Regions from separate parts of the Homo sapiens genome. Here region 2 is linked to region 1. A link is a contact called in ENCODE Hi-C or POLR2A ChIA-PET data. All regions are on one chromosome and are shown on one strand. Each heading gives the region's core, a stretch centred on a gene start or an enhancer-like site at or near the end of the contact. The rest is flanking DNA. Distances are from core to core; before and after follow the strand shown. Region 1 holds the start of NOL4 (nucleolar protein 4). Region 2 overlaps DTNA (dystrobrevin alpha).

Region 1 (4,006 bases), core at 1,234-3,733:
AATATAAGTTTCACATACCTTTTTGCCTTCCTCTTCCTCTCTTTTCTTCCTCTGCCTGCCAGGCAGACAGGACCCCTGGGCCCAGATTGGGGATTGGCATTCAGAAGGGGTGAAGAAAAACATTTCGGAGAGATATGCTTTGTAGCCAGGCAATTCTGAGGAAAGTGTCCTGGGAACATACCAGGTTAAATCCCAGGCAGCCTGTTCACATGAACCATATAGCTGAGGAAGCAGCTCAGGATGACCCTGAGATGGGGCTGGTCAGACCTGACTCTAGAGAAGTTCAAAGAAGGAAAATTAGTCCAGAGTAAGTTGCTGAAGCAGATTTTAGATTTTTGTTAGGTGCCTACCTTCCTAGGTGGACAAGATATGGTTGAAGGTGTTGGCTCAGCCAGCACAACTAATAATGGGTGCAAGTACAGAGCATATTACACTTTGGGTTCCACTGAAAACAAGAGAATCTGCAGGGCTCTGAGACTTAGGACCCTTGAAATCTTTGAACCCTGTATTCCTTTCCTCCAATGCAAACAGTCTTTCAGTAGTTAATCATTTACCTTTTCTTCTTAAAAAGAATGTATTTCATATAATCTATTTCATTTTGTGGGGTTTTTGTGCTTGTATATCAAATCTAGTGAATACAAGTGGGGGTTGATGACATATTTATCTTCTGGGAGTTCTGTATGTCTAGGGTGTTCTAGTTGCTATGCATTAGGGTGTCAAGTATAGTTATAAATACAATGAACACATGTGTGTGTGGTAAAGCCCTGTCATTTCCTTAAGACGGGGGACCAACTTCAACCAAACACTACCCAGCAAAAGCCAACAAGAATGGACAAAGATTATGCCTACCTTCTTCCTTCCTTCCCTTACTCTTGTTCTCCTTCTTTCATTAATTTATTAACTCAATTTATTAAGCACTTACTGTGCACATTGTTCATTGCACAAAACAAGAAAAAAGACATAAACTTTCAAGGGTTTTCCAATTAAGATTTTATTTGACCAACAAAACATACTCATATGAAAATATAAATAAGGTAAAAGGAGCAGTGTAGTCATTATGATCTAAAACAATATTTTTCAAATTGTAGGTTGCCAGTCATTCTTTGCTGGGTCATAAAATAAATTTTTTTGGTTGGGACTATACTTTACCAAATAATAATAACAAAATCAACAGGAGAGAAAAAGGCAAATATCAGTGTATATTGCAGGTAATAAAATAGATGTTTTCATAAAATTTTTGCAGAACAAATGTATGTATGCACTACATGTCAATGTAAAGTGTATGGCTTACTACAAGACAGGGCTAAAAAATGTTTGAAAGACACAATACAGATGATTATAGAAGAAAGTTAATATTAAGTTGAATGATTAAGGAAGGTTTTTGGAGGCTGAAAGTACATAAATAAAGCTTAGAGGGGATGGGATGCCTTTTTAGATGAAAAGCTGCATAAAATAGTTCTATAATTGTGAACTATAACCATATGAGAAAGTGAATTCTATAGAACCAGCTTATTCTTGAATGACTACCCCAGGACCAATTATCTTTCCAGAAACTTCCAGGAAACACATGACCAATATCTAACTAAATTGAGCTCTGATGCCACAAAGGGAAACTTAACAGAGTTGCTCCTGTGAAGTATACCCCACTAGAAGGGTGGTTCAGGATATCTTCTGTCCAATTGCGTGTTTCAAATATTTATGTATTTAAGATATTAAGATTTTTTTAATGTGAAATATCTAAAGATTCACCTCAATAAATTGAAAGTGATATTTTTCCCCTGAGTCCCTTGTATTAGATTCACTTGTGACTTCATTGGACAGTGTCTTCTCTGAGCTCTATGGTCTAATACGTATTGAACAAAAATTCAAGGACTCAACAACTGATTTATTTTAGCATTTCTTTTTAATACAAAAGAAGGAAATAAAAGAATAAAAGCAGTCGGGGTGGCCTCTGGAGAAGGGGAGCTGTTGTTGCAGGAATCTTGCAAGTTAATGAGAATTCACCCGGGACTCAAGAGGGATGGAGAGAGGGGGAGAAAGGAGATGGGGGAATGGGGTGGGGGGATAAAAACTCTTCCTTTGCAGCTGGCCCTTTCCCTCATTTGTTGCTCCAATAAGCAGTAATTAGGTCCTGAGCTAATGGTGTCAGCTGATCTGCTGTTTTTAGGCTAGACCCAGAGGAATCTCCATGGAAACCCTGCTGGAGTCGTCCCCCCACCTGGATGCTGCGTGCTCCTTTCTGCCACCTGGCTGCCGCCGGGCCCGCTGCTACCTCCTTCTGCCTCTAACCTGCAGCCTGCAGCATGCGCACTGCCCCCGGGATCCCTAAATGGGACAATTCTGCCCGTGACGTCAGCGCCCAGCCGTCTCCACAGAAACTTTTGTCCCATTGGCCAATCAGAGAGCTTGGAAGGGGCCGGGGAGGGTGGGGGAAGGAGAGGGGAGTGGGAGGGGTGGGGGTGAGGGGAGAGGCGAGAGGTTTAGCGTGTGGAGCTGCCTGCGCTCCGCCCGGGCTGTCAGTCCCGGCTCCAGCCGCCGCGAGACCTTCCCGGAGACGCGCGCACACACAGCGCACCCCCTGCACACCGCACACCCTCGCTCCCTTGCTCACACACACGCACACACTCAGCCTGGCCGAGCAGGAGCCACTGACCATTTTGCAAGTGTCAGGACCAGCTACAGCGCGGTGGGCGCAAACATCCCGCTTTCCCTTTCCGGGATTTAGTCTGGGAGACGACGACGAGGGAAGAAGGTGGGCTCGGACGCAGCCCAGGCGCCGGGCACTGGTCGGGCCGTTTTCCTGGCAGAGCCGCTCCCCGGGACGGGCGCGGGCCTCGGGTGAGAGTAGAATAAAGAGGAGCGGCCGCAGCCGCCGCGCGAGGAGGATGGGAACTCCCCTATTTCCAGCTCTGGAAACAAATGGATGGAAGTCCTGAATGGAGCAACTGCTGACTTCATCTGCTTGGAAAAATAGTCCAGAGGAACTCATATTTGGCTACTCAGAGCAGTGGAGGGGGTGTCCATGACGTGGCAGGGGGAAAATAGACAACTGAAACCTCCCGTGTGAACTGCAAACTGTGACCAAGCAAGGGGAAAATGATCTTTCTGTATATATTTTAATTTCGTGCAAAGGTTTTCAAGCATCTGTATCCTAAACTTACTTCTATGTCTTGTTCAGCAGAAACCAGAGGAGTCCTGTCTGGGGGTCCCATCATTATTCGGGATACCCGCCGCCAGCGGCCTGCCTTCGGTTACCCACATCCCCCTGGAACGGATATCTGTTTGGGGCACTACAATCTATCCTGTAGAACTATGGCCAAATCTCCATCAATGCTTTGCTAATTTCTGGGACTTAACTCGTAGAATCTACATACAGGGCTGGAATTTATTCAAAATGCATCTGAAGAAATGACATTTTAAACCGTTTTAAAAAATATCTTGATAAAAAATTCTGTAAAACAGAATTTGATAGGTTTAAAAACATGACAGGTAAGAACTTTCTCTTTCTAGTCCCTTAACACCCGTCGTGGGGAAGGTCAAAGCAGGACCCAGGAGGAAGGAGAGATCCGGGACCCGTGTGCCCTTCGGGGCTCAAAGGCGCTGGGCGGGCGGCTGCTTTCGGGAGAGGCGCAGCCCTCACTCCTGGACCACGGGGCCAGTGGCTGGGGAAGCTTCTGGGGCGCGCGCGGGGAGGCGGCGCTGCGCTCCACCTGCCCAGCCCCGGACGCAGCCCGGGGGCGAGGCGTCTAGGGACCACCCCAATTCAATATTGGGATTTTTAATAAACCAAGGAATGGGATTTTAATTATTGAAAACCCAGCTCCTCTGGGCCAGAATGGTGTTGGGATGGTCCTGGTCACAAAATATTAAAGAGACCGACCGCTAAGGGAACAGGAAAAACGTCCGAGACAGCCGTTGCAATTACGAATGGACCAGACTTGGTAGCACGGGGCATTGATTGCTGGTGCCCAACCGGACCCTCCTCCCCTCTTCCCATCCCTTCCCC
Region 2 (4,356 bases), core at 619-3,118, 590 kb before region 1:
TCTTTTTGTAGATGATTCTGGCACATAGCAATCACAAGTAATTTGGGTAAAGTTAACATTTTAATGAGAGAGACACTTATTAAATGTCTTTAATAAGACACTACATTTTTGTTTTGAGGTCAACTATTAACTCTCATGTAGCTCAACAAGAGAAATTTTTGTATATATGAGAGAGACGCTGACTTCATTTGAAACACAATGAGAGTTTTACTATAAAGTTGGGGTGTGCGTATATTCATTTATCTAGCTAGAAATTTACCAATTTATATTATCACTAAAACTTTCGGATTTTGGTGTAAGATATTTGAAAATCAAAGACACGGTGAGGATAAAGATGTAATGACAAACACTTGATTAACTTCCTACAGAAGAAGAAAACTTTCTATGAATTACAGTTTTCTGGGTGGAAGGCACTTGATTTACAGGGAAGGGTTTTCTGACTCGTGTAGTGAAGAGGAAGCCTGGTCTTGTGGATGATCAATGAGGTAAAGTCAGGGTCCTGGATCTTTCTCTGAAGGGCCTATGGCTTCACTGAACCACTGTTCTTCAATTTCTGCCACTATGTGCATTTAATGAATATTAATGGCATAATTTCCCAAGGTGTTTTATAATTCCTCTGTGCAAATCACTATTAGAATGAAAGGGTTTGCTATTATATAGTTTGTCACCATGCTAACTAGCTTGTCACCAGGCCAGCACAGCTGCTGGGATAAACTGCTGTGAATGTGCCACCTCTATTCACTTTAGGTTTAATTTTTCAAGGTCAAAATATAATCTGGGAACATTGTTTTTACACCAAAGTCAGATGTTAAGCATATCAGAGGCTTTTATCGGATTATGGTTTTGAGAACATGAATTGACTCTCATTTTCATTAAATACTCCATTTATAAAGGGTTTCCGCTGTTTCAAATAGTTTATTAACCATGAGACTGTAGAGATTCTATCTGAGTAAAAAAATTAATGTACATATTTATGGGCTACAGAGTGATAGCTTGATACATGTGTTCAATGTGTAATGATCACATCAGGATAATGGGCGTTACCTTCATTTCAAACATTTATCATTTCTTTGTATTGGGAATATTCAACATCTTCTCTTCCAGCTTTTTGAAAATATACAATAAAATTTTGTTAACTATAGTCACCCTACAGTGCTATAGAACACTCGAACGTATTCCTCCTACATAGTTGTAATTTTGTAGCCATTAGCTAACCTCTCCCTATCCCCCCAACCTCCTGCAGCCCCCTACCCTTCCCAGCCTCTAATAAGCACAATTCTACTTCCATGAGTTCAGTTTTTTTTTTTTAGCTCCCACATATGAGTGAGAACATGCAGTATTTATCTTTCCGTGCGTGACTTATTTTACTTAACATAATGTCCTCCAGGCTCATCCCTGTTGCCTCAAATGACAGGATTTCATTCTTTTTTATGGCTGAATTGTACTGAGGAGTTTAGGTTGTGTCCAGAAGATGCTGAGGGAGATACTGAAGAATTTAAAGTAGGTCAGTGCGTTAGAAAGTCTATGGGTAGGCGTAGAGGCAAAACAACCAGTTCAGTAATAGAAACTCAATAAATATGCAGTATTTTCCATAATACTAGTCTTTTAAAAAGACTTAAAAAGTCCTCCCCAAAGCTTTAGAACAGCACATGACATACCAGGCTTACAGCATTGGATTTAGAATCCCTTAAGATCCTTAGAACTATCCAGGAGCCCTAAGACAGAAGTATAAACAAATGTTCCAACCCATTAAAACAGCTTATAATTGGGCCAAGAACAATCTGACAAAATAGTAGTGTTATTAGGTAAGTTTATGTTTAGGTTGCCATGGCACATGACTGCAGGGGGCGCCCTTCATCTCCTAAGCTGTGTCAATGATGCTCCCTGGAATTACACAGGGAACACCCTACCACTGAATGGTGCCCTAATTACTGGAAATTATGTTGCAACATAGTGTTGTTTTCTCTTCTAATGCATTTTAAAGCGTTAAGAAAATCAACTTCAAATTTTCTGTTGCTTTCTCTTTGTTTTTTAAAATTTCCGACTTATTTTCAGCCAGTTATTCTTGCTCTGTGTTCACCAACAATAAGGGAGTAGCTGGAACGAGCTAAATATCTCTCAACCCTATGCACAAAAATAGAAAAATTGCCAAACAAGCACAGCTGGCATTTTGGCTTAACGTGAATTAGAAAAACTTTAAAGAAGGGAAAACAAAACCCTCAAGCCTGAAACATTCCATATCCCTTCATTTTACTTTTTCTTATTACAGAAGCAACGTAGAAAATCATGACCTTACCTGTTTTTTTTGTTTTGTTTTGTTTTGATTTGTGTTTTTGAGATGGAGTCTCGCTCTGTTGCCCAGTGTAGTGGCGTGATCTCAACTCACGCAACCTCTGCCTCCTGGGTTCAAGTGATTCTCCTGCCTCAGCCTTCTGGGTAGCTGGGACTAAAGGCATGTGCCACCATGCCTGGCTACCTTATCTGTTTTATCATTAAAATGCAAGCCAGCAAAAGAATACAATAGGAACACCCACAATCCCACTCACCAAGGGGCAGCCACTGGTCTCTGCGGGCAGATTTTGTGGGTAAATTTGCCCACATTCGCTCATTCCATTAATAATTATCACAGAAACTAGAAATATTCATAACTCAGGATATTCATTTTTGACTAGTTAACATTCTGGAGAGATTTTTGTGACCAAATTACCTTTAACTAAATTGTTTTTGGTCAAATTGATTTTAACCAAGTTACCTGGAAACTGCTAAAACCATCTTCCCAGGATTAACTATACAAAGAGTGACTCCTCAGTCAGAGAACCAGGGACACATAAGGGTGTGATTCAGGTGCACTGCTCTCAAAGTGGGGAATGCGATTTATCGGGGTCACACTATCTGTATTTCTACAGAATCTGTGATATTGTGGGCTTGTTTCTGCAGACTAGAAAACTTAGTTTACCTCCAAGGGGACACATGCATTTGTTGCTTCTTTCACTGCCCTAAAGAGGATAGACTTTGGCCACTAGAGAGTGCTTTTTGGAGGGTGATGGGATGGGGTGAGGAGAAAGCACTGTAGCAGTTATACTGTTTCCTTTGAACTCCTGGGCCCAAGAGAGAACTGGAAGGGTTTTCACAATTGTAAAGATCTAATCAATAACTTAGTTATATTTTGAACTTTGTAACTGTGCTGACATTGCTAGTCCCTTACCTACCAGCCATTCCCTTCATCTTTATTTGACCCACATTTGTTCATGGATTGCTCATGGGTTGAGGGAAAGGGATGGCCCTTCTGAGCACAGGAGGTGAAAGTGGATTACACAATGGCCATTGCTGTCATACTTTTTCTCTAACCAGTAATTAGTTTAGTAATTGGTCTGAGACGCCACCTAGGTGATGAGCTGTAAGGGCTTGGGGACCTCTGTAGTGAGATGTGACTCCTGTGACTGTCACCTCCACCAAGCCCCCCTCCCTCACCCTCCACCCTTACTCTTGGAGGAGGATGAAATCTTACACTGAACAAAGCTGAGTGGAAAGACAGCAAACACCAGGACTTCGAGGGCTCAGAATTAGCCTGGTATGTTAAAGGTTGACAGACGTTCTGAGATGCAGAAAACTGGTTTTCTTAGATTTCCTTAAACCTATTTTAATATGGGACCCTTCTATCCAGGTACCTATTAATATAATATTAAACAGGTATTTTTAGATGTCTCTCAAGTGGATTTTTTTGTTTAGCTTTTGTTTTGTTTTTTACATTTATCTAATGTCCTCTTCGTAAATGGCCAGTTGGGGTTGGCAGACAAGGTTCTCAGAACTTCCTTCCTTAGCCTTGGTTCATTTTGCTAAACTTTCTCTTTCTGGCTTAACCCTGAAGGAAATGCCCGAGGATTACTCTGAAGCTTTTTTTTTTTCTTTTTTTTTGAAAAAAAAAAAGAAAAAAAAAAGCCCTCGGTGTCAGCACCTTCTAATTTAGCTATTATCTCTCAAATAAGCACTGAGGTAGATAGTTTTTAATTTTCTATATCTTTCAGGCTAACAAAAGAGAAGCTACATGGCTCCTCCTAAGGTCTGGCTAGGCTTCTCTGAATCCTGGCTGTCTTTGGCTCTCCATGGAGGGAAGTCCCAGAAGTGAGGGAAGCTGTGTGGCTACCTGAGGCTTTGTTGTCCCTTTCACTTACTTACTGGTCCACTGGAATGACTCATCCCTGGAGCATCTCCAGGGAAATTTCAAAGGAACAAAAGGTGTTCTGTGTCTTCCTTTATTCTTTCCTTTTGGGTGGATCAAGAAGCAAGCGATCTCACTCAGAAGAGGACAGGCAGCAGGTGAGCCTTGTGCTGTGAGCCACACAGATGGCTGCATGC

Evidence for each region. Hi-C counts contacts between places; a loop is a spot of excess contacts on that map. ChIA-PET counts read pairs that join two places held with the same protein, here RNA polymerase II (POLR2A).
Region 2: a loop to region 1 is called in a map of left lung, with 5 times the contacts of the local background. The contact joins the enhancer-like site here to the promoter of NOL4 in region 1. A Hi-C loop is called at or near these places in 1 of 168 maps with a recorded cell type or tissue (left lung). POLR2A ChIA-PET finds 5 or more read pairs at or near these places in 1 of 52 experiments (HEK293).

Annotation. Positions count from the first base shown.
Region 1 is chr18:34,223,390-34,227,395 of GRCh38, reverse strand. It overlaps NOL4 (nucleolar protein 4), which reads left to right and starts at 2,483. Exons shown (of 11, transcript NM_003787.5): 1 at 2,483-4,006.
Region 2 is chr18:34,807,428-34,811,783 of GRCh38, reverse strand. All of the region lies in intron 5 of DTNA (dystrobrevin alpha), which reads right to left. Among named protein-coding and RNA genes, the nearest start is that of DTNA-AS1, 42 kb to the right of the region's middle. Within about 2 kb of position 1,868, at least 9 of the 41 ENCODE cell types and tissues checked have a DNase peak (open chromatin) inside an H3K27ac peak, as active enhancers do.